Linked DNA regions of Homo sapiens: all the other regions are linked to region 2. A link is an interaction called in ENCODE POLR2A ChIA-PET data of the cell type or tissue named here. Cell type or tissue: MCF 10A. All regions are shown on one strand. Each heading gives the region's core, and the rest is flanking DNA. Links, peaks and the distances in the headings are about the cores only.

Region 1 (10,691 bases), core at 1,753-9,752, 97 kb after region 2:
GCCCTTGGACTTCTGCTGGAATGGTTGGGAAGGAGACACTCTCTTTCCCATGGTGTTGCTAAGTGAACGGAATGGGAGCCATGAACTATGGGGGGCCATCTTTGCTACCCTAAGGAAAGGGCCAGAGAGTGAAACTAAAATGGAGAAACAAAGAGCTGAGAGATGGAGAAATGCAGATCCACGACCTGTACGCATTCATACCCCAACCCCAGACTTCTCGGTTTTCGTTTCACAAAACAGAGAAAATGGTATGAGTCTCTGTGTACCCATCAACATTTCGCTAATCTTGGAACATCTATCCTCCCTTTTGGTGGGGGGAGAGGACTGGAATATTTGAAAGTATTTCACAGACATCATGTCATTTCACCCCCACATACCTCAATATTAAAGCCAGTCCTGAATCAAGTTTCTGTCACATGCCAAAAGATTCCTGTCTAATGTAGAGAATCTCAGGCCTGCCAGATGGATGACTAGCGCTCGGGGTCCACCACGGAGCTACATTTCTTTAAGAATGAGCAGGCTGAGGCCGGGTGCAGTGGCTCACACCTGTAATCCCAGCACTTTAGGAGGCCGAGGCAGGCGAATCACAAGGTCAAGAGATAGAGATCATCCTGGCCAACACGGTGAAACCCCGTCTCTACTAAAAGTAAACAAATTAGCTGGGTGTGGTGGTGTGTCCTGTAATCCCAGCTACTCGGGAGGCTGAGGCAGGAGAATCACTTGAACTGGGGAGGCAGAGGTTGCAGTGAGCCAAGATTGCACCACTGCACTCCAGCCTGGTGACAGAGCGAGACTCTGTCTCAAAAAAAAAAAAAAAAAAAAAAAAAAAAGAAAGAGCAGACTGGCCAGTGAAGAGAAGGCAGGGGGAGGGGGGAGGACAATGACCTACCATGCAGAGTTTCATAGGCCTGGATCACCTCAGACATGAACATGGGTCTCTGGCGGGCGATATTGGCAAGGGAGCCCAGCGCTGTGGTCAGGTTGATGGAGGAGATGGCAGGGTGCACCATGAACTTAAGCAGCTGCTCCAAGGCTGCCTTGCCCTCTTCCCATAGCACGTCTAAGAGACAGAGAGGAGAACCAGTCAGTGGGATCCGTTTTCCCAGGCCTCTGGAGACAGCAGCTTTTGGGACTAAAAGGAAGGACAGATCCTGGTACCTAGATGTCTATGAATGGCGGGAAAAACAGAAAATGTGGTGGTTGATTAGTTCTATGAGACTATTAATGAGTATAAAAATTTAGTTATAAGGGGCTAGACGCAGTGGCTCATGCCTGTAATCCCAGCACTTTGGGAGGCCAAGGCAGGCAGATCACTTGAGGTCAGGAGTTCAAGACCAGCCTGGCCAACATGGTAAAACCCCGTCTCTACTAAAAATACAAGAAATTAGCCCAGGTGTGAAGGCCTGTGCCTGTAATCCCAGCTACTTGGGAGGCTGAGGCAGGAGAATCGCTTGAACCCAGGAGGCAGAGGTTGCAGTGAGCCGAGATCGCGCCACTGCACTCCAGCCTGGGTGACAGAGTTGGACTCCATATTAAAAAAAAAAAAAATTTAGTTATAAAGATGTTCAAAGCATGGGCTTGCAATAGTGAAAGACTAGAATACATGTGTATATACACACAACTCAAAGTCCCTTGTGACACCACTCCCCTCAATACAGTCCCCAAAATTAATGCTTAAAACTTTGGTGGATATCTTTCCAGACCTTTCCTATACAGAAACATAACGAATGCCATATATATGTTTTTAACTTAAAAAATTTTAATGGGTATATAGTAGGTGTAAATAATTATGGGGTACATGAGATTTTGATACAGGCATGCAATGCATAATTATCACCATCAGGGTAAATGGGGTCTCCATCACAAGCATTTATCCGTTTTGTTACACACAATCCAATTATACTATTTCAATTATTTTAAAATGTATGATTATTTTTTAGTATAGTTACCCTGCTGTGCTATCAAATACTGGATCTTTTTTTTTTTCCCTGAGATGGGGTCTCACTCTGTCACCCAGAGTGGAAAGCAGTGGCGTGATCTCGGCTCACTGCAACCTCCACCACCCAGACTCAGGTGATCCTCTCAACTCAGCCTCCTGAGCTGCTGAGACCACAGGCACATGCCACCATGCTTGGCTATCAAATACTAGATCTTATTTGTTCTAACTATTTTTTTGTACCCATTAACCATTCCCACTTCCTCCCCAACCGCCCATTACCCTTTTCAGCCTCTGGTAACCATCATTCTACCGTCTGTCTCCATGAGTTCAATTGTTTTCATTTCTAGCTCTCACAAATAAGTGAGAACATGCAAAGTTGTCTTTCGGTGCCTGGCTTATTTCACTTAATGACTTCCACTTCCATCCATGTTGTTGCAAATGACAGGATCTCCTTCTTTTTTATGGCTGAATAGTATTCAATTGTGTATGAGTACCACATTTTCTTTATCTATTACTCTGTTGATGAATACTTAGTTTGCTCCGAAGTCTTGGCTATTCTGACTAGTGCTGCAATGAATATGGAAGTGCGGGTTATCTTTTTGATACAGTGATTTCCTTTATTTCGGTTACATATCCAGCAGTGGGATTGCTGAATCATATGGTAGCTCAATTTTTAATTTTTTGAGGAACCTCAAAACTCCAAACAATTTTTAGGCTGTAGTAAGTGACATTCTCACCAACAGTGTACAAGTGTTTCCCTTTCTCCACATCCTCGCCAGCATTTGTTGTCTTTTTGATAAAAGTCACTTTAACTGGGGTGAGACATTTCATTGTAGTTTTGACTTGAACGCCACATTATTTAAAATAGTGAATTAGGCCGGGCGCGGTGGCTCACGCCTGTAATCCCAGCACTTTGGGAGGCCGAGGTGGGCAGATCACGAGGTCAGGAGATCAAGACCATCCTGGCTAACACAGTGAAACCCTGTCTCTACTAAAAATACAAAAAATTAGCCGGGCGTGGTGGCGGGCACCTGTGGTCCCAGCTACTCGGGAGGCTGAGGCAGGAGAATGGCGTGAACACGGGAGGCGGAGCATGCAGTGAGCCGAGATAGCGCTACTGCACTCCAGCCTGGGTGAAAGAGCGAGACTCCGTCTCAAAAAATAAAAGTGAATTAAAAATCTAAATGACCATCAACAGAGCATTGCTTAATAGAATGTAATGTAACTATACTATGGAATATGGTATAGCAACTATATGATTCTCACAGGGAAGGACGTCACTGATACTATTAAGTCAAAAAGGCTGTCAAACAATACATAAGAATAGTTAATATTTATGGAATGTTTACTATTCCAGCCATATTAATACACCAAATGCTCATACCTACATCCTAAATTAGATGCCATAATAACGATCCCCAATTTACCAATGAGGAATCAGGCTCAGAGACAAGGGAAAATAGGCTGTGTGTCAGACACAAGCTACTATAATGTCTCTGAGATGAAAACACAAAGCATGGCCTCATTTTTGCAAACAGAAAAGCAAACAAATGCAGACACTATGCATATACACATACAAATACCTACATGTGCACAGGAAAGATCTGAAAGGAAACATAATACTCTTAACAGTGTTTATCTCTGGAAAGCAGGACTGAGGGAGGGGACATTATTCCTTTTGATTCACCCATATTGCTTGACACCAAGTGTATATATAGTACTTTTTTTTTTTTTGAGACAGTCTCATTCTGTCACCCAGGCTGGAGTGCAGTGGCACAGTCTCAGCTCACTGCAACCTCTGCCTCCTGGGTTCAAGCGATTCTCGTGCCTCAGCCTCCCAAGTAGCTGGGATTACAGGTGCCCGCCACCATGCCCGGCTAATTTTTGTATTTTCAGTAGATAAGGGGTTTCACCATGTTGGCCAGGGTGGTCTCGAACTCCTGACCCCAAGTGATCTGCCTGCCTTGGCCTCTCAAAATGCTGGGACTATAAGCATGAGCCACCACACCTGGCCTATGTCCTACTTTTATAATTTGCAGTTAAGAAAACTGTAAAACTGCCCGGCGCGGTGGCTCAAGCCCGTAATCCCAGCACTTTGGGAGGCCAAGGCGGGCGGATCACAAGGTCAGGAGTTCGATACCAGCTTGGCCAATATGGTGAAACCCTGCTTCTACTAAAAATAATTTTTAAAAAAATTGGCCAGGTATGGTGGCGGGAGCCTGTAGCCCCAGCTACTTTGGAGGCTGAGGCAGAAGAATCTCTTGAACCCGGAAGGCGGAGGTTGCAGTGAGCTGAGATTGTGCCATTGCACTCCAGCCTGGGCGACAGAGGAAGACTCCATCTCAAAAAAAAAAAAAAGAAAACCATAAAACTAGCTAGCATCGACTGGCTCACACTCATGGAACTTCACTACAAACCTGTGAGAGTGGTACTATGTTATCGTCTCCAATTTACAAAAAAGAAAATGAAGTACAGAGACAGGTAACTTGCCCAAGTTCATGATGAGTAAGCAGTGCAGCTGGGATCTGAACCTAGCACCAGGGATCTTAACTACTGCACACACTGTTCCAGAAATTTAAAACCAAAAAAGACAAGGGGGAGAGAGGGAGGGGCGTGAAGGAGAGGAAACTGGTGCAGGGCTGTCAGGGGTGGCAGCTGAAGGCAGTACTCACTGTACTGGATGTAGGGGTGGTCACGAGGGATGCGGTCCAGGCTGATATCATGCTCCTGGCGTCGGGGTATCTCTGAGTCAGCCATGCGGGGTGACAGGGTGACAATGAGGCCCTCCACAAACTTGATGGCGTGGGTGCGGATGCCGTCATTGTCAGAGTCCAATAGCAGGATGATGTCCCCCGCCATGGCAGATACCATGTCCCAGCAGGCCTCCTGTAGCTCGCTAATGACCCGTGACTTTACCATCCACTGCCAGCAGGCCAGGAAGGAATGGAAGAGACACACAAAGAGGTGAAGACAACGCATCAATCACCAACACCCTCTGCCAATACCCAGAGAACCATGAATGATGAATACATTCATTTGGTTAACAGTTACTGAGTTCCAACTCTGCCCCAGCCCAGTGCTCGGTGATGCTGGAGACAGGACTGAGTAGTGGCCAGGCCTCGCCCTGCCCTCATGGGGATGCAGAGAGTGACCACTCAGTGTGATGAAGGCACACATCTTCAGGGTAAAGGACTAACAGTGCTGACTTCACAAGGTGGTGGTGATTAAATGGATTCATTCGTTTTATTAATGCTAATGTACATCACACCATAGAGTGTTCTTTTCCTATCACACTCCATAATCAATATTTATGTGATTCATTAATTAAGGTCTACCTCCCTCCTTGGGTTATGAGCACTGTGAAGGCAGTAAGCTGTCTTGGTCACTGCTGTGTCCCCAGCATCACCTAGCCCAGGGCTAAGCACAGAGGACATACTCAGGGAATGTCTGTTGAGTGAATAAACGGATGGTCAATGGAAGGAATGAAGGTTAAGTGCAACTTCCTGACCTAGGAGACAACGTTAGCTCTCCATGTTATCTGTTCCCACAGACCAGTGGCACATCTTGCCCATAAAGAGTATGCTCGGATGCTGGTTTTGAACCCCAACATATTAGTTTGTCAACGAGACATATCAGGCAGGATGGCCCTGGGTGGGGAGGGCGCTCTCACCTGCAGGGCCACCTTGTAGAGCTGGGTCATGGTGAGGATAGCCTTCTTCACCACGTTCACATTCTCGTCCCTCAAGAGCATGTTGAGGTTTGCAATGAGTTTCAGCAGCAACTCAATGTCTCGCTTGCTGAGGGATGGAGAAAAAAGGGGCGAGGTCAAGGTGTGGTCTTAGAGCAAGTAGGAGGAGCCTGAGGTCCAGGAGGGAAGGGAAATCAGGGACCTGTCTCAGGGGACCGGAATGGCACATCCAGAAGCTGGGAACAGTGCTTGGTGCCTCCAGACTGAGCCGCCCCTGAACCCTCTATCTAGACTGGTCCTGTAACACCAACTCCTTTGCTCTCTCAGGGCCCTGCTGTTCACATAAGGGACAGTAGGGGCAGACAACTGTGTGAATTTGGACAAGCGACTTCACCTCATTTAGAATAATAGTATCTATCCAATTGTTTATGCAATTTTTTGGGAAAATTGCAACAATACTTGTAAAGTGCTTAGAAGAGTGCCTGACATGCAGAAAGCATTCAGTAAACACCAAAAAGCATTCGGTAAACACCAGCCATTGCTACTTTAAAGCACTTTGTTTTCTGTAATCACTAGTTTTGCTTGCCTCAGTCTGAGGGCTCAAAAAGTAGGGACCCTTTCCTAGCTTGGCAATAACCCCAGCAGGGTCATTTTCATTGAAGAAAAAAATGAAGGGCCTCCAACAAATGTTCAATGAATAAATAGGAGCTCAGCACAGAATTTTCACAGCATACATTACAATCTGAAATATTAATTAAATCAGTCAAAAAATATGAAACTTAGCTGTCAGCTACATGAAGGCAGGAATAATACGTTTTTGCTCACTGCTATACTACAGCCTAACATGGATGCCTGGTACGACAGCAGTCACATGGTATGTATTTGCTGAATGGACTTTTTACAAATTCAGAAAATTTACCACAAATTCTCCCAGTAAATGGGGAGATAGGATATTTGGGTTCTGGCATTGCAGACATGAGTTAAAATCCCAGCCTTGGCCAGGCGCAGTGGCTCACGCCTGTAATCCCAGCACTTTGGGAGGCTGAGGCAGGTGGGTCACCTGAGGTCAGGAGTTTGAGACCAGCTTGACCAACGTGGTGAAACCCCATCTCTACTAAAAATACAAAATTGGCCGGGCATGGTGGCGGGCACCTGTAACTCCAGCTACTTGGGAGGCTGAGGCAGGAGAATCACTTGAACCTGTGTGGTGGAGGTTGCAGTTAGCCGAGATCGCACCATTGCACTCCAGCCTGGGCAACAAGAGCGAAACTCCATCTCAAAACAAAAACAAAAACAAAAACAAAAAAAAACAACAACAGAAAACAAAATTAGCTGGGTGTGGTGGCAGGCACCTGTAATCCCAGATACTCGGGGGGGCTGAGGGAGGACAATCACTTGACTCAGGAGGCAGAGGTTGTAGTCAGCCGAGATTGCACCACTGCACCCCAGTCTGGCCGACAGAGTGAGATTCCATCTCAAAAAAATAATAAATAAATAAAATCCCAGCCTTGCCACATTCTGGCTGTGTGACCTTAAGAAAATTCACTTCACCTCTCTGAGACTGTTTTCTCTTCAGTTAAAGGGTCAAACAACTGATCCATAGTATTACGAATAATGAAGCTGCTCAAGCATTTAATACAGTGCCTTACAAACAAATATTTAATACACAGTAGCTAGTCTACTTCCTCCCAGTCACAAAGCATCCAGTAAAGCTTTAATAAACAAATGAGCAAGTGACCAGCTTGAACAAGTCACTTGACCATTCTGAGCCTGTTTCCCTTTCTGTAAAAAGAGGATAACCACAGTATCCATCGAGGCTGCCATAATTACGGAGATAACACGGGAAAGGACCTGACACAGCGCAGGGCACAGTACGTGTTCCATGTGGTGACTGTTATGTTCAACTCATTCACGTGTGCAACAAATACGTAGTCAGCCCCTACTAGGTGACAACACTGCTCCAGGCAGGTACTGGGGACAAAGTGGCCAGCAAGACAGAAAAAGTCAAGCCCCGTCCTCACAGAGCTGATATTTTGCGGGAAGAATCAAGGTTATTTCAATGAGTGAGGAACACTGTAAAGAACAGTGAAGGTGGGGTGCCTGAGACATGGGGCTGCATGGGAGCGGGCAGGAAGGAATTTCTGAGGAAGAGACCTGAGGGAAGGGAGGGGAGAGCCAGGTGGCAACCTGGGGACGAGGGCCCCTAGCAGGAACAGCAAGCAGACAGGCTGCGAAATCCAACTGTGACTTCTGAGGAGCAGGGGAGACAGAGAGGATCAGAAGTGAGATGAAGCCGAAGTGAGAGTTTGGGTTTCCACCTAAGTAAGCTGATGAGCCAGCTGGGGTCTGAGAGCAGGGGTGTGCCAAGACTGATTTACATTTAACAGCGTCACTCTGGCTGCTGAGTGCAAGAGTGGAAGCGGGAAATGAGTGCGGTGATTCCTCTTTGGGGGATGAAATGCCCTGGAACGAGATTGTGAACGTGCTAAATGCCACTCACTTGTTCACTTTAAAATAGCTGATTTTTGCTGGGCGTCGTGGCTCATGCCTGTAATCCCCGCACTTTGGGAGGCCAAGGTGGGCCAATCACTTGAGGTCAGGAGTTCAAGACTGGCCTGGCCAACATGGCAGAAACCCCATCTCTACTAAAAATACAAAAATTAGCCAGGCATGGTGGCACGCACCTGTAATCCCAGCTATTCAAGGAGGCTGAGGCACAAGAATCTCTTGAGCCTGGGAGGTGGAGGTTGTAATGAGCCAAGATTGCGCCACTGTACTCCAGCCTGGACAACAGAGCAAAACTCAGTCTCAAAAAAAAAAAAAAGGCCAGGCACAGTGACTCACACCTGTAATCCCAACACTTTGGGAGGCCAAGGCGGGCAGATCACCTGAGGTCAGGAGTTTGAGACCAGCCTGGCCAACATTGCAAAACCCCTTCTCTACTAAAAATACAAAAATAAGCCGGATGTGGTGGCGCATGCCTGTAATCCCAGCTACTTGGGAGGCTGAGGCAGGAGAATAGCTTGAACCCGGAAGTCGGAGGTTGCAGTGAGCCGAGATTGCGCCACTGCACTCAAGCCTGGACAACAGTTGAGCGAGACTCCGTCTCAAAACAAACAAACAAACAAAAGATTAAAAAAAAAAGCTAATTTTGTTATATGAATTTCAATTTAACTAAAAAGAAAAAGAAGGGAGCCAGAGAGAGACCACTGAAGTCATCAGGTAGGAGGAAAGGGTGGCTTGGGCCTGCATAGTGGCAGAGGAAGTGATTGACAAACGGTCAGATGCTACAGATATTCTCAAAGTGGAGCCCACAGTCCTTAGTGATAATGTAGATGTGAAGTGTGGAAGAAGCAGAGGAATCACAGATGACCCCAGGGTTTCCATCTTATTAAGTATTTGCTGGGGAATCAGTGTGTATGAGAGAGAGAAAGGGTCTGGGAAGCAGAGGGCAGGCCTCTCAGTGGTGGCCTCCAGGCCAGGCCACGAGCTGAAGGCTGCCACCAGTGAGAATGCTCCCGGGGCTCCGTGCCTCGCCCCATACCATGCCTCCTCGATGAAGCCGATGACAAATTTTCGCACTTCGATTGACTTGTCTGCTTGGAATGCGATGATCTCCTGCCAATGTTAGAGAGAAAGTGGATCAGGGCTACACAAGGATCCACATCCCCTTTCCCCTACACCACACCCCTTTCTCTTCTGTCAGTCACTCACATCCAGGAAGTTGTCCAGTAGTGTGGGGTCTTTGTTGATGATCAGCTCCTGGACCTGGAAGGAGATTGGGGGTGGGGAGGAGGAATACCCATATAAAACGAGGGGCCAATCAATGCAGACAGGAGAGTAGAGGGGAAGACAGCAGAGGGCTAGGCAGCAGATACACTCATTTCAATGCCTGGCTCTGCTTCTCCCTACCAAGGGTGCTATGCTCTGGGCATGGTCTCTGAACCTCAGTTTGCTCTTCTATAAAATGAGACTCTTAAACATCAACTCAAAAGGGATGTTAGGAGGCTACAATGAGATCCTACAAGGCACAGGTCCTGGTAGATAGTGAGGACATGACACAGGAGGGGGCTGAAAAAAAGAGGAAAGTGCCCCAAGGCTCAGGCCTTCCTGAGGTTTGGCCTCCATTCACCTGTCCATCAGTTCTCCCCACTCTCCTTCTGCTTCTGCTCCCTACTTCACATTGCCATGATTCAGCAAACATCTTCACAGTGAGAACCCAATTCCTGAAGCCCTTGTGCCTGCCAGGCTCTTTGGAGTAAGCCCTTCCCATGGACATCCTCCAATAAGCAAAGAGCTGGCACAGGACCTGGCTGCTACAACTCAAGCTACTATTGCTAAACGGCCTCATGACCACCCATGGGGGAGGCACCAGGTGCATCCACTCCACCTCGGAGGTGGGGCTACTCCACAAGGCTACAGGCTGATGAAGGAGCCGAACGGGTTCTCACACAGGAATGCTAACCCTGCCAGTCTCTGAACTCCAACTGCCTCCTGCTCTGAACCATGCCCAGCCCAAGTGTCCCATGTCGTCTTCTGCCTTTGCACACACTTCTGTGCCCTCAGCTTGACATGCTCTCCCTCTCTTGGCTGGGCACGGTGGCTCGTGCCTGTAATCCCAGCAGTTTGCGGGGGCCAAGGAGGGTGGACCACTTGAGCTCACGAGTTTGAGACCAGCCTGGTCAACATGGTGAAACGCGTCTCTACTAAAAATACAAAAATTAGCCAGGCATGGTGGCAGGTGCCTGTAATCTCAGCTACTCAAGAGGCTGAGGCAGGAGTTGCAGTGAGAGCCAGGATCGTGCCATGGCACTCCAGCCTGGGCAACAGAGCAAGACTCTGCCTCAAAAAAAAAAAAAAAAGAGATGCTCTGCCTCTCTCATTTGGTACACTTCTCTCCTTTTATCCTCCATGGCTTGGTTCAAAAGTCCTCCCTGACTCCCCATCCCTAGGCTGGGTCAGGAGCTCCCTCTGGGCTCCCAGAGCCCCCCTGGGCTCCCTTCTCCATCCCAGCCCTGCCCACACTGGGTCATCATTGCCTGGTGACAGGAATGTCTGCCCCAC
Region 2 (10,691 bases), core at 1,831-9,830:
CTAGTCTCAAACTCCTGACCTCAAGTGATCCTCCCACCTTGGCCTCCCAAAGTTCGGGGATTACAGGCATAAGCCACTGCACCCAGCCAGTCTCACTGGTTTAAAGTCAAGTTGTCAGCAGGGTTGGTTCCTCTTAGAAGCTCTAGAGAGTTTGTTTCCTTTCTTTTTGCCAACTTCTGGGGGCTGCCTGCATTCCTTGACCCATCATGGTCCCTCAAAGCCAGCATGGAAGCATCTTCAAATGTCTTTCCTGTCCTACCGCTTCTGTTGTCACATTGCCTTCCCTGCCTTTGACATTCCTACCTCTGTAAGATTATATGTGATTACACTGGGCCCACCCAGATAAACAGGAATAATCAGGCCATCTCAAGATCCTTAACACAGCGGGCTCAGTAGTTTGGGAGGCCGAGGTGGGTGGATCACCTGAGGTCAGGAGTTTGAGACCAGCCTGGCCAACATGGTGAAACCCCGTCTCTACTAAAAATACAACCAATTAGCCAGGAGTGGTGGCGCGTGCCTATAATCCCAGCTACTCAGGAGGCTGAGGCGGGAGATTTGCTTGAACCTGGGAGGCAGAGGTTGCAGTGATCCGAGATCGCGCCATTGCACCCCAGCCTAGGCAACAGAGCAAGACTCTGTCTCAAAAGAAAAAAAAAAAAAAAGATCCTTAACTCAATCATATCTGCAAAGTCCTTTCTTTCTGCCATACAAGGCAACATATTCATAGGTTCTGGGGACTAGGACATGGACATCTTTGGAACTTTGGGGGGATGCATTATACAGTCCACGATGGTGCTAAAAATATTTGAGGAATGTGAGTTTTTGGCATGCATAGGTGCTGGAATAGCCCTTGGGGAGCCAGAGATGACTATGACACAGTCCCTCCCCTCGAGGAATGGCAGTCTTGTCAGGGGACTGGCAACGTTTCATAAATGACCGGATGGCCACATCTCTTGGAATTCTCCCCAGGCCTCAGCCTACTTATTTACCATGTGTCCTCTGCTGTCTTCAGAACCCCTCTTCTCCCACCTCTTCATCCTTCCCTCAGCTGCATCATGGGGTCCTGCTCCACAGACAACCCGCATCCCGGGGCCGTGGGACATGCTCAGTCCAGTGCTCCGCGCCATAGCAGGAGCTGTGAGAATTGCCTCTCCTGTGTTAGAGACTTGGGGTGCAGCTTTGATTCAGAGTGTCCTTCCTCACCACTCTGGCTGGTGAATTGCCCCCTGCCCCGTCTGATCATGTAGGTTCTCCCTCTGACCATGAACACCCCCAGCGTATCACTGCAATTACTTCCTTGTTTCCGACCTCCTTCAGGTGGAGTTCTGCCAGAGCCATAAAGGAGACATCTCTGTCCGCCTTGCCCACAGGGCCTAGCAAGAGCAGAGAGCAGACAGCAGACAGCAGTAACAACCGTTCCCAACTTACTGAGCGTTCCAGGTGTCAGACCTTGAGTGCTAAGTGTCTTAGATACATTTTTCTCATTTAACTCTCCCACAAGGCTTGTGAGAGATGTATGGCTATGCTCATTCTTTGGTCTGAGGAAACTGAAGTGCAGAGAATGGTCACATCGCCCACAGGCACAGAGTTGAGATAGAAAGAGAGACAGAGAGAAAGAGAGAGGGAGGGATTCAGATGTGGCCAGGCACAGTGGCTCACACCTGTAATACCAGCACTTTGGGAGGCTGAAGCAGGCAGATTGCTTGAGATTAGGAGTTCGAGACCAGCCTGGGCAATGTGACGAAAGTCCATCTCTACAAAAAATACAAAAATTAGCCAGCCATGGTCCCCGCTACCCAGGAGGCTGAAGCAGGAGGATAGCTTGAGCCTGGGAAGTGGAGGTTGCAATGAGTCGAGATCATACCACTGCACTCCAGCCTGAGCAACAGAGTAAGACCCTGTCTTTTTTTTTTTTTTGAGACGGAGTCCCGCTCTGTACCCCAGGCTGGAGTGCAGTGGCACCATCTCGGCTCACTGCAAGCTCTGCCTCCTGGGTTCACGCCATTCTCCTGCCTCAGCCTCCTGAGTGGCTGGGACTACAGGTGCCCGCCACCACGCCCGGCCAATTAGTTTTTGTATTTTTAGTAAAGACAGGGTTTCACCGTGTTAGCCAGGATGACCTCGATCTCCTGACTTCGTGATCCACCCGCCTCGGGCTCTGAAAGTGCTGGGATTACAGGCGTGAGCCACCGCGCCTGGCCATGAGACCCCATCTTAAAAGAAATAGAGTCAGATGTATCTCACTCCAAAGGCTCTTGCCTTCAACCATTCTGTCACTCAAGGTTCAATAGATGTTTGTTGAATGACTGAATGAGCTCCCTTTGTTGGGACAGTTACAGGACCTGTTGATCTTACCTTCAGAAGGTCTTTGAGAGTCCAGACTCTGGTGTAGCCCCCAAGCTAACCTTCCTGAAGTTTCAATTACTGAGGCATCTGTCTTGAAATCTGGGATGATGCCCAATTGCTTTCTACATACAACCTTTATACTAGTAATAATAAGTAACATTTATATATTACTTCATGGTTTATAAGGACTTTTTCTTAGCGAGTGCCAACCATATGCTCCAAGCCTGGTATTAGAGATAATAAGCTTAAAAAGACTGAGGCTGGCTGGGTGCAGTGGCTCACACATGTAATCCCAGCACTTTGGGAGGCCGAGGTGGGTGGATCACTTGAGGTCGGTAGTTCGAGACCAACCTGGCCAACATGGTGAAACCTTGTCTCTACTAAAAATACAAAAATTAGCCAAGCGTGGTGGCACATTCCTGTAGCCCCTGCTACTCAGGAGGTTGAGGTGGGAGAATCGCTTGAACCTGGGAGTCAGAGGCTGCAGTGAGCTGAGATCGTACCACTGCACTTCAGACTGGGCAACAGACCGAGACTCCCTCTCAAAAAAAAAAAAAAGACTGAGGCCAGGTGTGGTGGCTCATGCCTGTAATCCCAGCACTTTGGGAGGCCAAGGCGGGTGGATCACTTGAGCCCAGGAGTTTGAGACCAGCCTGAACAACATGGCGAAACCTCATCTCGATAAAAAATACAAAAAATTAGCTGGGCATGGTGGCATGCGCCTGTAGTCCCAGCTACTTGTGGGGCTGAGACAGGAGGATTGCTCGAGCCTAGGAGGTGGAGGTTGAAGTGAGCTGAGATGGTACCACTAAACTCCAGCCTGGCCAACAGAGCAAGAGACCCTGTCTCAAAAAAAAAAAAAAAAAAAAGGCCGAGCGCAGTGGCTCACGCCTGTAATCCCAGCATTTTGGGAGGCTGAGGTGGGCGGATCATGAAGTCAGGAGATTGAGACCATTCTGGCTAACATGGTGAAACCCCGTCTCTACTAAAAAATACAAAAAAATTAGCGAGGCGTGGTGGAGGGCGCCTGTAGTCCCAGCTACTCGCTGAGGCAGGAGAATGGCATGAACCCGGGAGGCGGAGCTTGCAGTGAGCCAAGATTGCGCCACTGCACTCCATCCTGGGCGACAGAACAAGATTCTGTCTCAAAAAAAAAAAAAAAAAAAAGCGCAAAAAAAAAAAACAAAAAAAGACTATTGGCCGGGCGTGGTGGCTCACACCTGGAATCCCAGAACTTTGGGAGACCAAGGCGGGCAGATCACAAGGTCAGGAGTTCGTGACCAGCCTAGCCAGCATGGTGAAACCCCGTCTCTACTAAAAATACAAAACATTAGCTGGGCCTGGTGGCACGCACCTCTAGTCCCAGCTACTCAGGAGGCTGAGGCAGGAGAATTGCTTGAACCTGGCAGGCAGAAGTTGCAGTGAGCTGAGATCGTGCCATTGCACTCCAGCCTGGGCAACATAGCAAGACTCTGTCTCAAAAAAAAAAAAAAAGAAAAAGAAAAAGAAAGAAAGACAGGGTTGAGCACAACAGCCAGGGCTCAAGACAACGTGGGGCTGCTGGGGACCAGAGACACAGAGGCTCCAGGAAGGACCCCATTCCCCACCCACCCCAACAATTCTTCAGTCGGCAGAGACCTTCTTGTTCTGCTATCTAGCCCTCACTGCAGACCAGTGAGACAGGGGCTACAGCTACAGGCTGGAGTGCAGTGGCATGATCTCAGCTCACTGCAACCTTTGCTTCAGGCTGTGTCTCTGGTCCCCAGCAGCCCCACATTGTCTTGAGCCCTGGCTGTTGTGCTCAACCCTGTCTTTCTTTCTTTCTTTTTCTTTTTCTTTTTTTTTTTTTTTTTGAGACAGAGTCTCGCTATGTTGCCCAGGCTGGAGTGCAACGGCGTGATCTTGGCTCACTGCAACCTCCGCCTCACGGGTTCAAGCAATTCTCCTGCCTCAGCCTCTCAAGTAGCTGGCATTACAGGCATGTGCCACCACACCCAGCTAATTTTTTGTATTTTTAGTAGAGACGGGGTTTCACCATGCTGGCCAGGCTGGTCTCGAACTCCTGACCTCATGATCCGCCCACCTCGGCTTCTCAAAGTGCTGTGATTACAGGCGTGAGCCTGGCCAACCCTGTCTTTCTTTTGAGGCAGAAGGAGATTCTGGTGCATGTCCTGCAGTACATTCAGTACCTCCAGAGAAACATCGATGCCGCCAAGGCCTTGTTCAAATGCCACATCACCACTGGGGAAGGTGGACTTGCGGGTAAGTAGTTCAGCCAGTGTTTCCTGGTGCCTGTGATGTTCCAAGTGTTGTTCCAGCCATCAGGGATACTGAGTGACCCTTCTGTCAAGGCCTGGTATAGGGGACAAAGAGAGATATGCAAGATGCCTCAGAGAAGAGGGGCCTTGGAGCTGGGCCTTCAGGACTGTAGGAGATGCAGGGAAGCCCAGCCAGGCAGAAGAAACAGGCCGGGCACAGTGGCTGATGCCTGTACTCCCGGCACTTTGGGAGGCCGAGGCGGGCGGATCGCTTGAGGTCAGGAGTTCGAGACCAGCCTGGCCAACATGGCAAAACCCCGTCTCTACTAAAAATACAAAAATTAGCTGGTGTGGTGGCTGGCGCCTGTAATCCCAGCTACTTGGGAGGTTGAGGCAGGAGAATCACTTGAACCTGGGAGGCGGAGGTTGCTGTGAGCCGAGATCACGCCACTGCACCCTAGCCTGGGCAACAGAGCAAGACTGTGTCTCAAATAATAATAATAATAATAATAATAATAATAATAATAATATATACATAAAATAAAATAAATCTGATCATGACCTTCCCCTGGCATAAAATCCCTCAGTAATTTTCATCTTCTTCACTTCCCTCCATAGCCAGGTGCTGGAAACCATTTGGGATCTCATCCCTGCCTTCCTAGTCCCTGCCAAACCTCCCCAGCCTCATCTCCTACCATTCTGCCAGCGTATTTTATTTATTTATTTGTGCTTTTTGTTTTGTTTTGTTTTTTGTTTTTTGTGTGTTTTTTGAGACGGAGTATCACTCTGTCACCCAGGCTGGAGTGCAGTGGCGTGATCTCTGCTCACTGCGACCTCTGCCTCCCGGGCCTCTGCCAGTATATTTTACACTACAGTAACAGCGACAGCACCCAGCACATCTAGCCTTAGGGGACTGCTATGTTCCAGGTGCTGTGGTATGTTTCTTTCTTTCTTTTTTTTTTTTTGAGGCAGAGTTTAGCTCTTGTTGCGCAGGCTGGAGTGCAGTGGCGTGATCTTGGCTCACCGCAACCTCTGCCTTCCAAGTTCAAGTGATTCTCCTGCCTCAGCCTCCCGAGTAGGTAGGATTACAGGCACTCACCACCACACCCAGCTAATTTTTTTGTATTTTTAGTAGAGACGGTGTTTCACCATATTGGCCAGGCTGGTCTCAAACTCCTGACCTCAGGTGATCCACCCACCTTGGCCTCCCAAAGTGCTGGGATTACAGCTGTGAGCCCCTGCTCCTAGCCGTTTTTTTTTTTTTTTTTTTTTGAGACAAGGTCTCACTCTGTCACCCAGGCTGGAATGCAGTGGCATGATCATGGCTCACTGTAACCTCAAAATCCCAGGACTCAAAACTCCAGGGGTCAAGCAATCCTCCTGCCGCAGACTTCTAAGCAGCTTGTACTACAGGCACGTGCCACCAATATCCAGATAATTTTCTTTTTTTTGAGATGGAGTTTCTCTCTGTCGCCCAGACTAGAGTGCAGTGGCGTGATCTCAGCTCACTGCAAGCTCTGCCTCCCAGGTTCAAGCCATTCTCCTGCCTCAGCCTCCCAAGTAGCTGGGACTACAGGCGCCCGCCACCACACCCAGCTAATTTTTATATTTTTAGTAGAGACAGGATTTTGCCGTGGTCGCCAAGCTGGTATCACCTCAAGTGATCCACCCATCTCAGCCTCCTAAAGTGCTGGGATGACAGATGTGAGCCATCGTGCCTGGCTCTGGCTAATATTTTTGTTTGTTTTTTTGTAGAGACAGAGTCTCACTGTGTTGCCCAAGCTGGTCTTAAACCCCTGGGCTTAAGCAATTCTCCCGCCTTGGCCTCCCAAAGTGCTGGGATTATAGGAGTGGGCCACCAAGCCTGACTTGTTTCTATGTATTAACTCACATTTAATCGTCAGGACAAATACCGAAGGGAAAAGCTAATGTGGTCCTGTTTTGCAGGTGATGGAACTGAAGCCCAGAGAGGTTAAGGTCACAGAGATGAGCCTGAGTCAGGGCCTGGCTCAGAGCCCACACACATCATCTCCATGCCACGCAGACCTCCAATCACACCCAATGACTTGCCTGTCCCCAGACACCCCGCGCGTGTCTTCTCATGCCTGCAAGCTCTTACTCAGATAGTTTCTTCTTCTTTTTTTTTTTTTTTTTTTCTGAGGCGGAGTCTCGCTCTTTTCGCCCAGGCTGGAGTGAAGTGGCGAAATTTCGGATCACTGCAAGCTCCACCCCCTGGGTTCAAGCGATTCTCCTGCCTCAGCCTCCCAAGTAACTGGGATTACAGGCACCCGCCACCACACCCAGCTAATTTTTGTCCCTGACATGTAGTGTTGAGGACTGGTCATGAAGTGAGAGACTGGAGTCAGGGAGATGAGGAAAGACACTGTTCGGAGTGATCTAGACGGGACAATTAGGCCCAAGCTAGCGCTGTAGATGAGAATGTGGATAGAAGTGAGTAAACCTAGAAGATGTTAATGAGGAAGAATCGAGAGGCCAGAGGGAAAGGCCCCAGTGACCTTGAGGGGGTCGGCTAGGAGACCCTCACTGTGTTGAGGAAGGCGGGAGGAGGTACTGGTGTGGGCGGGGAGAGGGTGAAGCATCCTCAAGGTGCCCAGTCTGGGGAAGTGTTGATTCCATTCTCCCACTGAGCCAAGGCCCAAAACAGCCCTGAAGAAACCTGAGTTCTTGCCCTCTACTTTCACAGTCCTGACTGAGCGGCCTTGGATAAGCCCTCAGTTTCCACACTGTAAAGTCAGCCTGGGGGCCCACCCTGACCCGGGACTGAGGAGCATTGTCTGGAAGGCAGGAACTGCAGTTGGATGCAGATGGGGTGGGGGATCTGAGCTGTTTCCCTCTCCATCCCTGCAGGGCTGGGTCAGAAACCAGCCTGGGGCCCAGCCAGGCGGAGGAGACACTCTACCCCCTCCAGCTCCCCAAGCTCTCAGAAGTCCTGTCTCCAGGGGGCGTGCCAGAAGCCTCGGAAGAAGAAGCTGACCCAGGCATCAGGTACAAGCTGTCACTGGAGGCAGAACTAGAAGCCCAGGTCACCCAGGAGCAGGGCTCCTTCTCCAGGGATGTCCTTACTCTGGGGGCCTTCTCAGCACCCTGTGCCGGGGTTCAACTCCCAGCTCCTCCTTGTATTAGCACTGAGGCCTCACACCCGGAAACTTGGGGTTCACTGGTCTATGGCAGAACCTGGGCATCAGTATTTTTTTTTTGAGAGAGACTCTCACTCTGTCCACCAGGCTGGAGTACAGTGACACAGCTCACTGCCACCTCTGCCTCCCAGGTTGAAACGATTCTCCTGCCTCAGCCTCATGAGTAGCTGGGATTACAGGCATGTGCCACCATGCTCAGCTAATTTTTGTATTTTTAGTAGAGACAGGGTTTCGCCATGTTGGCCAGGCTGGTCTTGAACTCCTGACCTCAAGTAATCTGCCTGCCTCGGCCTCCCAAAGCGCTGGGATTACAAGCATGAGCCACTGCGCCTGGCCAGTGTTTTTTAAAGGTCGCAAGATGATTCTGACAGGTGGACAGGGGTTGAACAAAGAGGCCTGTGATTGAGGATCTGGGCATTCCCATACCAGGCCAGGCATAGCTTTGACACTGACAAGGATGTTTCCCACCTGAACCCTATTCTGGTGACAGGCAGGTGACTCCCAGGCCCCTCTGACACCTGAACCTCTGCTCCCCCAGAAAGCCAGACTCGGACCCCGAAGCCTCGCCGCTCTCTGGCCCTGAACAAGCCTGAGAAGCTGGTGGCCCCATCCCCAGACCAGAAAGGAAGTGGCACAGGGGGGACCACTACCCCTCCAAGGTGCCCTGACTCCTGCGGTCACCCGAGGCCTGCATCATCCTCACCTCCAGGTGACAGAAAAGGAGGACAGTCCCAGCTGACGCTGTTGGATCTGGCCGAGGACACCATCCACTGTGACATCTCAAGTGGGTCTCTTTCCTCACTCTGAACTTAGTCTTTCAGTAAGATGCCACTCTGGGGGCACCTGCTGTGTCCCAGACACAGTACCCGTAGTGGGGGCTGCAGCAGTGAATAGGAAACACCGCCTCTTACTTCTCAAGCTTGTGGCCTTGCTCTGGTGGTCTTCATCTCAGGCTGTGTCGTGGCTGTAATGGGGGGATGAGATCAGCGTCATTGTCTTGTGTGGGCTTCCCATCACAGAACCAGGGAGGAGGGCAGGGCCTCCGCCTCAGGCCTCACTTGGCTCTCCCATGCCCCAGTCACTGCACTGGTTTGGAAAACGTGTGGTGATGCTTTCAAGCAGAGAGCTAGGCCAGAGGGAGGGAGGTCGGAGCTCGAGGCTTTGAGGCCTCAAGTCATCTCGTTCCTCTATTTGTTCATTCAGCCTTTTCTTTTTTTTTTTTTTTTTGAGATGGAGTCTTGCTCTGTCGCCCAGGCTGGAGTGCAGTGGTACAATCTCGGCTCACTGCAACCTCTGCCTCCTGGATTCAAGCGACTCTCCTGCCTCAGTCTCACGAGTAGCTGGGATTACAGGCGCGCACCACCACGCCCAGCTAATTTTTGTATTTTTAGTACAAACAGGGTTTTGCCATATTGACCAGGCTGGTCTTGAACTCCTGATCTCAGGTGATCGCCCACCTTGGCCTCCCAAAGTGCTGGGATTACAGGTGTGAGGCACTGTGCCGGGCCCATTAGAGTTTTTTGTTTGTTTTGAGACAAAGTCTTGCTCTGTCGCCCATGCTGGAGTGCAGTGGTGCACTCTCGGCTACTGCAACCTCTACCTCCCAGGTTCAAACAATTCTCTGCCTCAGCCTCCTGAGTAGCTGGGACAGGCGCCCGCACCCATGCCCGGCTAATTTTTGTATTTTTAGTAGAGACGGGGTTTCACCGTGTTGGCCAGGCTGGTCTTGAACTCCTGACCTCGTGATCCACCGCCTCAGCCTCCCAAAGTGCAGGGGTTACAGGTATGAGCCACGGTGCCCAGCCCCCATTACAGCTTCTGATAGGGATGTGGGATTCAAAAAACCCAGGGGTGATTTGGGGCACCCCTCAGCCTCACACCAACGTGACACCCTGCATCCTGAGGTTTGGGCTAGGATTGGGGAGTGAGAGGGTGTGTGGCAGAAGCTGGCACCCCTTTGTCCCCTGCTTCTGGGCTTCCTGGAATTTGGTCCAGTCCCCAGGCATGGTCATCCTGATCTGCCCCTTAGGCTGCTGGTGCCAGGGCAGTGTCCAGGATGACGCACCTTTCCCTGCGCTCCTGGCTCAGGAAGATGTGGCGAGGATCCATTTTCTCAACAAGACCCAGCCCCATCCCAGGTAAGGGCGTCCCCAGGGCACTGAGTGAGTGGTGCTGAGGGGTTTGGTCTGGCGTGGGTGAGGGGTAGTGGGAAGACAGGCCAAGTCACGTCCTCTGCGGGTGCCCCTTGAGCACCAATGGAGGCCCAGCTTTGTGTCTGCCATTGTGAGCTCGCAGGAAAGCCTGACTTCCCATTTCCCAGACATGGTCACAGCTTCCTCACCAGTCTCTTTGCCTCACCTGTTGCCCCTCCATCCCATCCTCATGTGACCACATGGCTTTTCCAACACAGAGACGTTGACCACGGAGTTTGTGGCTTAAAGCCCTTCCTCAGGCCTGCAGCATAGAGTCCAATATTTTTGTTTGTTTGTTTGTTTGAGACAGGGTCTCACTCTGTCGCCCAGGCCAGAGAGCAGTGGCACAATCATAGGTCACTGCCGCCTCAACCTTCAGGGCTCAAGCAGTCCTCCTGCCTCAGCTTCCTGAGTAGCTGGGACCACAGGTGCACACCACCACACCCAGCTAATTTTTTTATGTTTATTTTTTGTAGAAATGAGGTCCCCCTATGTTGCCTAGGCTGGTCTTGAACTCGTAGGCTCAAGCAATCCTCCCACCTCAGCCTCCCAGAGTGCTGGGATTATAGGTATGGGCCACTGCACCCGGCCCGGATATTTCACCTGGCCTTTGAGACCTTCAGTGGCCCCCAACTCACCTCGTCAGCCCTCTCTCCTGCCCTTCACCCATGACTCTTATACTTCACACTGCCACACATTTGCCATTCCCCAGAAGCCCTGCGCCAGCCCCTCTGAGC
Region 3 (10,691 bases), core at 1,897-9,896, 180 kb before region 2:
TAAGGAGACAGAGCAGGGGAGGAGGGACCTTTCTAGAGTAATGACGATGTTTTATATCTTGGGTACTAGTTACATGGGTATATGCATGTACCAATACTCATTGAACTGTAGCCTTTAGATCTGTACCTTGCATTGTACAGATACTATATCTCAACAAAGAATATACCAAAAAAATCAAGTGCCAATAATTAAACATAAGAGGAGGAGTTTGGGAGCCAGTGGGATATGACTTCTTATCCTGTACTGCCTCAGGGAACCTGTTTCTCTCGCTTTGAGAGATTTCCTCACTCATAAAACCAGGATGGTCATAAACTCCCTAAATAAGGTGGTTAAGATCATTTGCTGAGATAATGGAAAGCATATTAAATAAAAGCTGTTATTATCAGTCAATAAATTATTATTCAGGGTAAACGTAGCTTCAAGCCAGTCTCTGCCCTGGTTGCACTTCCCCAGATGTGATCCAGTCAGATGATGATGATGATGACAATGATTATTACTGTTATTTTGAGACACAGTCTCACTCTATCACACAAGCTGGAGTGCACTGGTACGATCTCAGCTCACTACAACCTGAGCCTCCAAAGGTCAAGTGATTCTCCAGTTTTAGCCTCCCAAAATGCTGGTATTACGGGTGTTGGCCACCCCACCTGGCAATCCAGTCAATTTATTTATTTATTTTGTTATTTATTTATTTTTTGAGACAGAGTCTTGCTCTGCCACCTAGGCTGGAGAGCAGTGACACAATCTCGGCTCACTGCAACCTCTGCCTCCTGGTTTCAAGCCACCCTCCTGCCTCAGCCTCCCGAGTAGCTGGGATTACAGGCATGCCCCACCACATCTGGCTAATTTTTGTATTTTTAGTAGAGATGGGGTTTCACCATGTTGGCCAGGCTGGTCTCGAACTCCTGACCTCAGGTGATCCGCCCACCTCGGCCTCCCAAATTGCTAGGATTACAGGTGTGAGCCACTGTGCCCCCGCCCAATCCAGCCAGTTTTAAGCTTGCCCTAACAGTGCTCCAAGTATTAACAGAATTGTGCAGGCCGCAATAGGCAGTGCTTCCTCCCACAGACCTGGCTTGATCTTTCCATTACAGCAACCCGAGACTGCAGTAACACACAATGCTCCAGTTACCAGAGGGGCATGACTGGTTCCATCTGCCCAGCATCCTGGGGGATCCTATCTCCCCAACTTTTGGTTCAAGGGATTCAGGAGGAGGTAACCCCACTCCTGAGCCTGGCCAATTAGGGCACTGCTTTCCCTGGGCCACAGAGACGGTGCTGGGATGGGGATGTGACGCAGGGTGGACCACTGGATTCAGCCTGGGAATTTGGCAGGAAATCCGGGATGAGGCACCCCTCTGTGCCCTGGGGTCACTAGGCAGGTAACTAATACCCTCAAATGTGCCCCATGAGAGCAAGGATCTTTGTTCTGTTGACTACTGAGTCATGCCTCTTAGAACAGTTCCTGGCACACAGCAGGCACTAAATAAAGATTTGTTGAGTGAATGAATTACTCAGCCTCCTAATGGACTGAAGCATAGCCACACCCCAGAAAATGATCCCCACCTCTACTCTCCTCCCAGGCCTGGAGAGACCAACTCAACTTGGTATAGAGGATACTCAGGGGTTTCTAAGGCTCAGAGGACGCAATTAACAGAGAGGCTAGGGCCGAGCGCTGTGGCTCACGCCTGTAATCCCAGCACTTTGGAAGGCCAAGGCAGACAGATTACTTGAGGTCAGGAGTTCAAGACCTCCCTGGCCAACATAGTGAAACACCGTCTCTACTAAAAATACAAAAATTAGCTGGGCGTGGTGGCGGGCACCTGTAGTCACAGCTATTCAGGAGGCTGAAGCAGAAGAATCACTTGAACCCAGGAGGCAGAGGTTGTAGTGAGCCGAGATCGCGCCACTGCACTCCAGCCTGGGCGACAGAGCAAGACTCTGTCTCAAAATAAACAAAAAAGATTTCAGAACAACTTCAGTGCGTCTGATTACCAGTGCTACTTTATATTATTCTCTACTGTCTTAGTAATTCCATCCTCCCCACCTCCATTAGAGTTTAGAAGCCGATACTCACCACTGCAACCTCCCATACACCAAGGGGTGGGAGGTGACCCGGTTGTGGTAAGCTGGCAGTGAGGGGAGTTTCCTGGGGGCTTCTGGAAAAGGATTTTCCTCCTTGAAGCGTTACCCTCACTTACCTGACCACCCGCCCCTCCATACACACACGCATAGACTTCCTCCCTTATGAAACATAAAGGCACAATGCCTGGAGCCGCAGCAGCCCTACTGAGGCCATGAGGACTGCCTGAGCACCAACACAGCAGAGATGGAGTCCTCAGGTTCCCAATGACACCACTGAGCCACCAAACCAACCAAGAACAGGCCTTCCTCAGGGCTTACTGAAAAGCCAGCAAAAAACACCCTTTTGATTTAAGGTTTGATTGACATTTACTGGCTGGGTTTTCAATTAATTACAGATGAGCACAAACTAATACAGAGATACACCGGGGTCAATGACCGAGATGGCCTCTGGTGCTTTCTCAGGCAGGCGCCATCCCCAGGCTGACACGGGCGCCCTCTCCTGTCCACTTGGCATATTGCTTGCAGCCAGCGCAAGTAGATTCCCTGGGATGCACTCAGGTTGCAAATCAGCCAGCCCTCTACACAGGGGCTTCTGAAAAAGATCCCTGTTCAGAAATCGGCCAGAAGATTTAGCCATGAGTACATGAGCAAATTCCAGCAAATGCCTCTGCATAATGAAGGGTGGGACTAAAAAAGGAGCAGCGAGATTAAACGCAGCCAATGACACACTTCTTCCATCTGAGACTATGTGCCTTAGTTAGGTCTTTGCCAGCTGTGACAGCCACATACAAAGAATGTCAAAGCTGGCTGGGAGCGGTGGCTCATGCCTGTAATCCCAGCACTTTGGGAGACTGAGGTGGGCAGATCACCTGAGGTCAGGAGTTCGAGACCAGCCTGGCCAATATGGTGAAACCCTATCTCCAATAATAATACAAAAAAAAATTAGCTGGGCATAATGGCACACCCCTGTAATCCCAGCTACTTGGGAGGCTGAGGCAGGAGAATTGCTTGAACCTGGGAGGTGGAGGCTGCAGCGAGCTGAGATTGAACCACTGCACTACAGCCTGGGCGACAGAGTGAGACTCCATCTTGGGGAAAAAAACAAAAACAAAACAAAATTAGCCGGGTGTGGTGGCAGAAGCCTGTAATCCCAGCTGCTCGGGAGGCTGAGGCAGGATAATCACTTGAACCTGGGAGGTGGAGGTTGTAGCGAGCCGAGATTGTGCCACTACTCTCCAGCCTGGGCGACAGAGTGAGACTCTGTCTCAAAAAAAAAAAAAAAAATTCAAAGCCAGACTCTCACAGAGGGTTTCACCAAGAGTTTCCAAATTTACTTAATAATGTCTGCATAGGAAAATGTTTTCGGTGACAGCAAAACTATTTGGGGGGGGGGGGCATGAATAAATAAGTTTATTTTAAAAATTTTTATGTTCGTTTCATCCCTCTAATTTTTGTGTATGTTTTTAAATGCATATAATATAACCATACTATTATATGTTAGCGCTATACATGACTGCTAAATACTTTCATTTATTTATTTATTTACTTATTTTATTTTATTTTTTTGAGACAGGGTCTTGCTCTGTCGCCCAGGCTGGAGTGCAATGGTGCGATCTTGGCACACCGCAACCTCCACCTCCCGGGTTCAAGCGATACTCTTGCCTCAGTCTCCCAAGTAGCTGAGATTACAGGCATGCGCCACCATGCCCAGCTAATTTTTTGTATTTTTTTAGTAGAGACGGGGTTTCTCCATGTTGTTCAGGTTGGTCTTGAACTCCCCGCCTCAGGGGATCCACCCGCCTTGGACTCGCAAAGTGCTGGGATTACAGGCATGAGCCACCGTGCCTGGCTGACTGCTAAATAATTTTACATATGTGTACACACGTGCATACATATATGCTAGGGAAGGAACCTCAGAAGTGTTTCCTTGATAGGAGAACATAATAATAAATGTTTGGAGGTCACCAGCAGCAGCCTGGCTGCCATATAATATAACTGATGTGACGCTCTGGTGATTATAAATAAACTCCAGCAAAGTGATTTTCAAACACTGGTGCGTGTGAGAATGTACTCTAGAGACTGCTAAAAATAAACACGTCCACCCCTTCCCTACGTCCACCAAATCAGGACCTGCAGGTAGCACTCCTGGGCATCTACTGGAAGTGCCCCAGAAAGCTCACTAGTTTTCCTCCATATTGTGCACCTTTCAGCTCCCCAATCCTCTTGGCAGTTGTGTTTAACCTGGTGGTTAGTTAGCCCTTCTATTGAGAGCTGAACACCAACTGTTGTAGCTGTCCTTTCTAGAAGTTTTGTTTAATTCTTTTTCCAGCTTCCTGGCAATTTTTCATTTTACTTGTGTTTTAATATCCTTCTCTTTTATCCTCTTAACAGATAAGCTTAGGTATTTTATATCCACATCTGATAATTCCACGTTTGCAGGCTGTGACCTGCCATGTTTTTCTGCTGGCTCTCGCTCATGGTGGCTGCTTTTTTCATGTGGTGTATATATATATATCAATATATATTGATATATATATATATTTTGTATTTTTAGTAGAGACGGGGTTTCTCCATGTTGGTCAGGTTGGTCTGATATATATATGAGATATATATATATCTCTCATATATATCGATATATATGATTATATATCTCATATAAATAAAAAATAAAAATATATATAGTATATATATCGATATATATCTCATATATATCGACATATATGAGATATATATCGATATATATCTCATATATATCGACATATATGAGATATATATCGATATATATCTCATATATATCAACATATGAGATTATCGATATATATCGATATATATCATGATATATGTATATCAATATATGATATATATCATATATCATATAATAATCATATATATCGAGATATATGAGATATATATCATATATGAGATATGAGATATATATATCATATGATATATATATCATATATGGATATATATCATGATATATGTATATAAATATATATATTGATATATATCATATATATCATGATATATGTATATAAATATATATATCGATATATATCATATATATCTATATGAGATATATATCTATATATATCATACTATATATATGATATATCTCAATATATACCTATATATCATACTATATATATAGATATATATCTCGATATATATCTATATATATCATACTATATATAGATATATATATCATACTATATATATAGATATATATCTCGATATATATCTATCTATATATATTTTTTTTTTACTGTGAGCTTGTATGTGCTGGAACTCTATCTGAAGGATTTCTCCAAGGCCTGGGCAGAGAGAGCACAGGCAGGAAGAGTTTATGTTTGCCCTTGCCAGGTGCTTAGATACAATTAGGTACCCCTAGGGGTTCATTCTCAGCCTGCAACTTCCAGGACCTTTCAAAGAGGCCCCAAGCCCACATGAGGGACAGTCAGTGGCTACAAATTCTCAGAGGAGAATGTATCAGTCTCTACCTAGGGCAAAGCTTGTGTGCCTTCAGACGGAGGTTTTTTTCTAGTTCACCAGGTACCTTGCCAGAGACCTGGTTCTACACAAGGCTGTTGCCTGCCCAATTCCCCCACAGCATAGTCCCCATCCCCCAGGCCAAGTGATACGGTGTGGCTGTGTCCCCACCCAAATCTCATCTTATATTCACACGTCTCACTAAAAATACAAAAAATTAGCTGGGCATGGTGGCACATGCCTGTAATCTCAGCTACTCGGGAGGCTGAGACAGGAGAATCACTTGAACCCAGGAGGTGGAGGTTGCGGTGAGCTGAGATCACGCCACTGCACTCCGGCCTGGGCAACAAGAGCGAAACTCTGTCTCAAAAAATAAACAAATAAAATGAATAAATAAGTAAATAAACATGTACAGAGTACTTGAGGGCCAGGTACAGTTCTATGTTTTATGGATCTTAATATCCACATAACAACCCAATTACAAGCATAAAACTGAGGCCCAGAGAGGTTAAATAACTCTCCCTGGGGTCACACAGAAAGTGGCAGAGCGGGGACAGATAAGCAGGCAGCCTGGTTCGAGGCCGCGCTGCAAACAGTAAACAGTAAACACTGTTTACTGAATGGTGCTGAGGGAACATCAGAACTATGAGGTTAAGTGCTATTCGGTACAGAAAGGCAGAGGGACTCATGCAGGACACACACCACGTAAACAGCAGGGCAAGGATCTGAGTGCACGAAGTCTTTATCTAGAAGCAGAGGTTTTGGCACTTGGGCAGTAATGACAAGAAGGGATTCCGGCTGGGTGCGGTGGCTCACGCCTGTAATCCCAACACTTTGGGAGGCCACAGCGGGCGGATCACTTGAGGTCAGGAGTTGGAGACCAGCCTGACCAACATGGTGAAACCCCGTCTCTACTAAAAATACAAAAATTAGCTGGGCGTGGTGGCAGGCGCCTGTAATCCCAGCTACTCAGGAAGGCAAAAGCCTGGGCAACAAAGTTAGACTCCATCTCAAAAAAAACAAAGGGGGCTGGGCGCAGTGGCTCACGCCTGTAATCCCAGCACTTTGGGAGGCTGAGGCGGGCGGATCACGAGGTCAGGAGATCGAGACCATCCTGGCTAACATGGTGAAACCCCGTCTCTACTAAAAATACAAAAAATATTAGCTGGGCGTGGTGGCGGGCGCCTGTAGTCCCAGCTACTCGGGAGGCTGAGAGGCAGGAGAATGGCGTGAACCCGGGAGGCGGAGCTTGCAATGAGCCAAAATCGTGCCACTGCACTCCAGCCTGGGCGACAGAGCAAGACTCTGTCTCAAAAAAAAAAAAAAAAAAGAAAAAAAAAACGGATTCCATGTATACCCCCTGTAGCCTGTAGTAGCAACCAGATGGGCATGTCCCGGGCCAGGGCTCGCCTATCCACTATCCTGCTGCATCCTCACAAGAATCCTGGGAGATAAGTTCTATTAGTATCCCATTTGATAAATATGGAAATGGAGGCTCATAGAGGTCAAGCTGCCTGCTCAAAGTCACATGGCTAATAAGCAGCAGTGCCAAGATCCGAAGCCAAGAGTGCCTACTCTGTGGCAGACTGTGCCATCAGGGACCCCTTCGTATCACACCCTGTGCAGTTCTTTCCCACACCCACTGTGGTCTGTGCCTGGAGCTGCTTTGACCAATAGTGTGGTGGAAATGACGCTGGAAGATTCCAGGCCTTGCCCTTAAATAACCTGCAGCTTCTGCTTCTTCCCTCATGAAAATCTGGCTGTTGGGGAGTCCTGAGCAGCCATGTGAGATATTCAGCTACCCTGCAGGAAAGACCACGTGGAGAAGAGAGGCCCAGAGGCTACGCTGAGAGGGAACCAACTCCCCAGTCCCAGTGCCAGTTCCAGATGACTCCAGCCCAGCCACCTCCACCTGCACCTGGATGAGAGCCTGCCAAGCAGCAACCAGCAAAAGAACTGTCCGGCTGAGCCCAGGCAAGCCACAAAGGTAACAGAAACTAAGAGTGACTGGGTTTTTTGTTTGTTTGCCTTTTTGAGACAGGGTCTTGCTCTGTTGCCCAGGCTGGAGTGCTGTGGCACGATCTCGGTTCACTGCAGCCTCCACCTCTCTCAGGTTCAAGCGATTCTCCTGCCTCAGCCTCCTGAGAAGCTGGGACCACAGGTACCCGCTAAATTTTTGTATTTTTAGTAAAGAAAGGGTTTTGCCATGTTGCCCAGGCTAGTCGCGAACTCCTGGCCTGAAGTGATCCACCCACCTCAACCTCCCAAAGTGCTGAGATTACAGGCATGAGCCACTGCACCTGGCTAAGAGTTACTACGGTAAGCCACCAAGCTTTGGATCAGATGGCTATGTAGAAAAAGAAAACTGAAACCAAGTCCATGGCCTAAATTCATAAGAATGGCCACAGAGCTGAGCACTTCTGAAAAAATGACCTCAGCAACCTGAATGAATGATCATGGTGTATCTGTTTCCCACGGCCACTATAACAAACTACCACAAATGCAGTGGCTTAAAACAGCACAAATTATTATTATTATTTGAGACAGGGTCTTGCTCTGTCACCCAGGCTGGAGTGCAGGGGTGCGGTCACAGCTCACTGCAGCCTCATTCTCCTGGGCTCAAGCAATCCTGCCGCAGCCTCCTGAGTGGCTAAAACTATAGGCATGCATCACCATGCCCCACTAATTGTTTTTTATTTTTAGTAGGGACAAGGTCTCGCTTTGTTGCCCAGGCTGGTCTTGAACCCCTGGGTTCAAGTGATCCTCCTGCCTCGACCTTCTAAAGTGCTGGGATAACAGGCATGAACCACCGCACCTGCCCTAAATTTATTATTTTACAGTTCCAGAAGTCAGAAGTCTGAAATGGGGGCCAGTTGTGGTGGCTCACGCCTGTAATCCCAGCACTCTGGGAGGCCAAGGCGGGTGGATCACCTGAGGTCAGGAGTTGAAGACCAGCTGGCCAACATGGTGAAACCCCCGTCTCTACTGATAATACAAAAATTAGGGCATGCGCCTGTAATCCCAGCTATTCAGGAGGCCAAGGCAGGAGAATCGCTTGAAACCGGGATGCAGAGGTTGCAGGGAGCTGAGATCATGCCACTGTAATCCAGCCTGGGCGACCATGTGAGACCCCCTCTCAAAAAACAAAACAAAACAAAACAAAAAACTGGGCGCAGTGGCTCACGCCTGTAATCCCAGCACTTTGGGAGGCCAAGGCAGGTGGATCACCTGAGGTCAGGAGTTCAAGACCAGCCTAGCCAACATGGTGAAACCCTATCTCTACTAAAAATACAAAAAATTAGCCAGGTGTGGTGGTGGGTGCCAGGTGTGGTGGTGGGTGCTACTCAGGGGACTGAGGCAGGAGAATCGCTTGAACCCAGGAGGCAGAGATTGCAGTGAGTTGAGATCGTGCCACTGCACTGCAATCTGGGCAACAAGAATGAAACTCCATCCCCCCCCCCCCAAAAAAAAAAGTCCAAAATGGCTTTCACTAGGCTAATCTCAAGGTGTCCGCAGGGCTGTGTTCCTTTCTGAAGTCTCCAGTGGAGAATCCATCTCCTCGGCTTTTCCAGCTTCCAGAGGCTGCCCGCATTCCTTGGCTCATGCCTCCCTTCCTCCATCTTCAAGGCCAGCGGGGCAGCATCCCTCAAATCATTCCCTCTCTTGCCTCCCTCTTTCCCTTATAAGGACCCCTGTGATCACACTGACCTGACCTGCATAATTCAGGATCATCTCCCCATCCCCAAATCCTTCATTTGATCACATTTGCAAAGTCACCTTTGCTGTGCATGGTAACATATTCAACAGGTTCTTGGGATAAGGATGTGGACATCTTTGGGGGACCAGTCACTCTACTGCCTACTGTGTGTGATAAACCAGAAAAAGGACCAGTGCGCGCCAAAGGAATAAACACAGATGAGCTGGAATTTTCCTACTGCCCAGAGATATCTCACAGCCTCCCTGGGAGCACCAAAAGTGCACTTTGCAGGCATGGCCTCAACCTGCCTAACATCACCAACCTCCTTTACTTTTGGGTTAAAATAATTTAAACAAAGGAATTCTGTGTTTAAAAAGATCTTTGCCTCCCCAACAGGGTGCATCATCGATGATTTATGCTTCTAGCATGTACTGTTCTTTCCTCAGGCAGCCACAGCTACTGCTCCAGCCTCTCCTGTGAGACAGCTGGGCGCAGCCTGCTGAGTCAAAAGTATCTCAGCCAAAGGTACAGATACTGGATTTGCTGGTCAGCTCAGGACGCCTGACCTGAGAGAAAGCAGGGCCGCCAGTGCACCCTGGGAAATTCCAATCACCATGGCTGGGGGCCACAGCAAAGGGCAATCAGCAGTGTGAAGACACTAATGATGTAATTAAAAGGTGTAAATGTAAGAAGCCAGTACATTGCAATATCTGGTAGCATCTCCAACTCGACCTGTCCCTAACTGAGCTCCAGGTCTTTCTGTCCAACCTGCCCCTCCTCCAGTCGGCTGTCTCACACCCAATCCATGGGAAATCCTGCTGGCTCTACCTTGTAAACAAATCTACTGGTTATTCATTACTAAGAGGAAAAGGAAAGGTTCTTGACATGGTTACACCTTAACCAAGCGATCCAAATCACCATCACAAATGACAGAACAAATAGACCTCAGGAGTCCCCTGAAGGGATGTCCTTAGGAGGCACCTCGAGTCTGTGGTGTTCCCGCCAAACATGTTCAACATGAATCCAATCGGGGAAGCAATCAGGAGACTCCAGACATCGGGACACACTATCAATCAGAGGACTGGCTCCAATGTCAATGTCAAAAAACAAGGGCAGGGATACTATTCTAGAGCAGGGTCAGAAAACTCTTCCTGTAAAGGGGCAGAGAGTAAATATTTTAGATTTTGAGGCCAGGCGTGGTGGCTCACGCCTGTAATCCTGAAACTGCCTTTGCAAAATTATGACTGACACAGCAAAAGAGATCTAACTTGACTGACTCCATCTTACTTCCAACCTCCAAGCTGTCCTTGTTCATTCCTGAGTGAAGGCTGAACTAACTTTGGGAGAAACTTAGTTTATAGTTTAAACAAACATGGTAACAGCCCTTTCCCAAAGCAGACCTCCTTCTTGCCTGGTGACT

Evidence for each region. ChIA-PET counts read pairs that join two places held together with the same protein. Peaks named below come from ENCODE experiments on the same cell type or tissue, not always from the same donor. Only the 100,000 strongest peaks of a DNase experiment are listed, where the experiment ranks them.
Region 1: POLR2A ChIA-PET joins it to region 2 with 5 read pairs; 4 of 35 experiments call an interaction of 5 or more read pairs at or near these places.
Region 3: POLR2A ChIA-PET joins it to region 2 with 5 read pairs; 6 of 35 experiments call an interaction of 5 or more read pairs at or near these places.

Annotation. Positions count from the first base shown.
Region 1 is chr19:45,843,141-45,853,831 of GRCh38, forward strand. SYMPK (symplekin scaffold protein) reads right to left here. Exons shown (of 27, transcript NM_004819.3): 4 at 9,342-9,395; 5 at 9,172-9,245; 6 at 5,610-5,736; 7 at 4,612-4,861; 8 at 890-1,060. Among named protein-coding and RNA genes, the nearest start is that of SYMPK, 15 kb to the right of the region's middle. In MCF 10A, for the core only: no CTCF peak of the experiment used is centred there; no DNase peak of the experiment used is centred there.
Region 2 is chr19:45,746,179-45,756,869 of GRCh38, forward strand. It overlaps MEIOSIN (meiosis initiator), which reads left to right. Exons shown (of 15, transcript NM_001310124.2): 5 at 4,497-4,608; 6 at 7,473-7,610; 7 at 8,301-8,546; 8 at 9,792-9,900. Among named protein-coding and RNA genes, the nearest start is that of DM1-AS, 16 kb to the right of the region's middle. RefSeq lists an enhancer at 1,399-2,191. In MCF 10A, for the core only: no CTCF peak of the experiment used is centred there; DNase peaks (open chromatin) are centred at 3,443 and 6,653.
Region 3 is chr19:45,567,511-45,578,201 of GRCh38, forward strand. The region is part of intron 1 of OPA3 (outer mitochondrial membrane lipid metabolism regulator OPA3); the gene reads right to left. Among named protein-coding and RNA genes, the nearest start is that of OPA3, 12 kb to the right of the region's middle. RefSeq lists enhancers at 9,752-10,387, 9,865-10,014. In MCF 10A, for the core only: a CTCF peak has its summit at 2,584 (motif pointing left); DNase peaks (open chromatin) are centred at 2,581 and 9,741.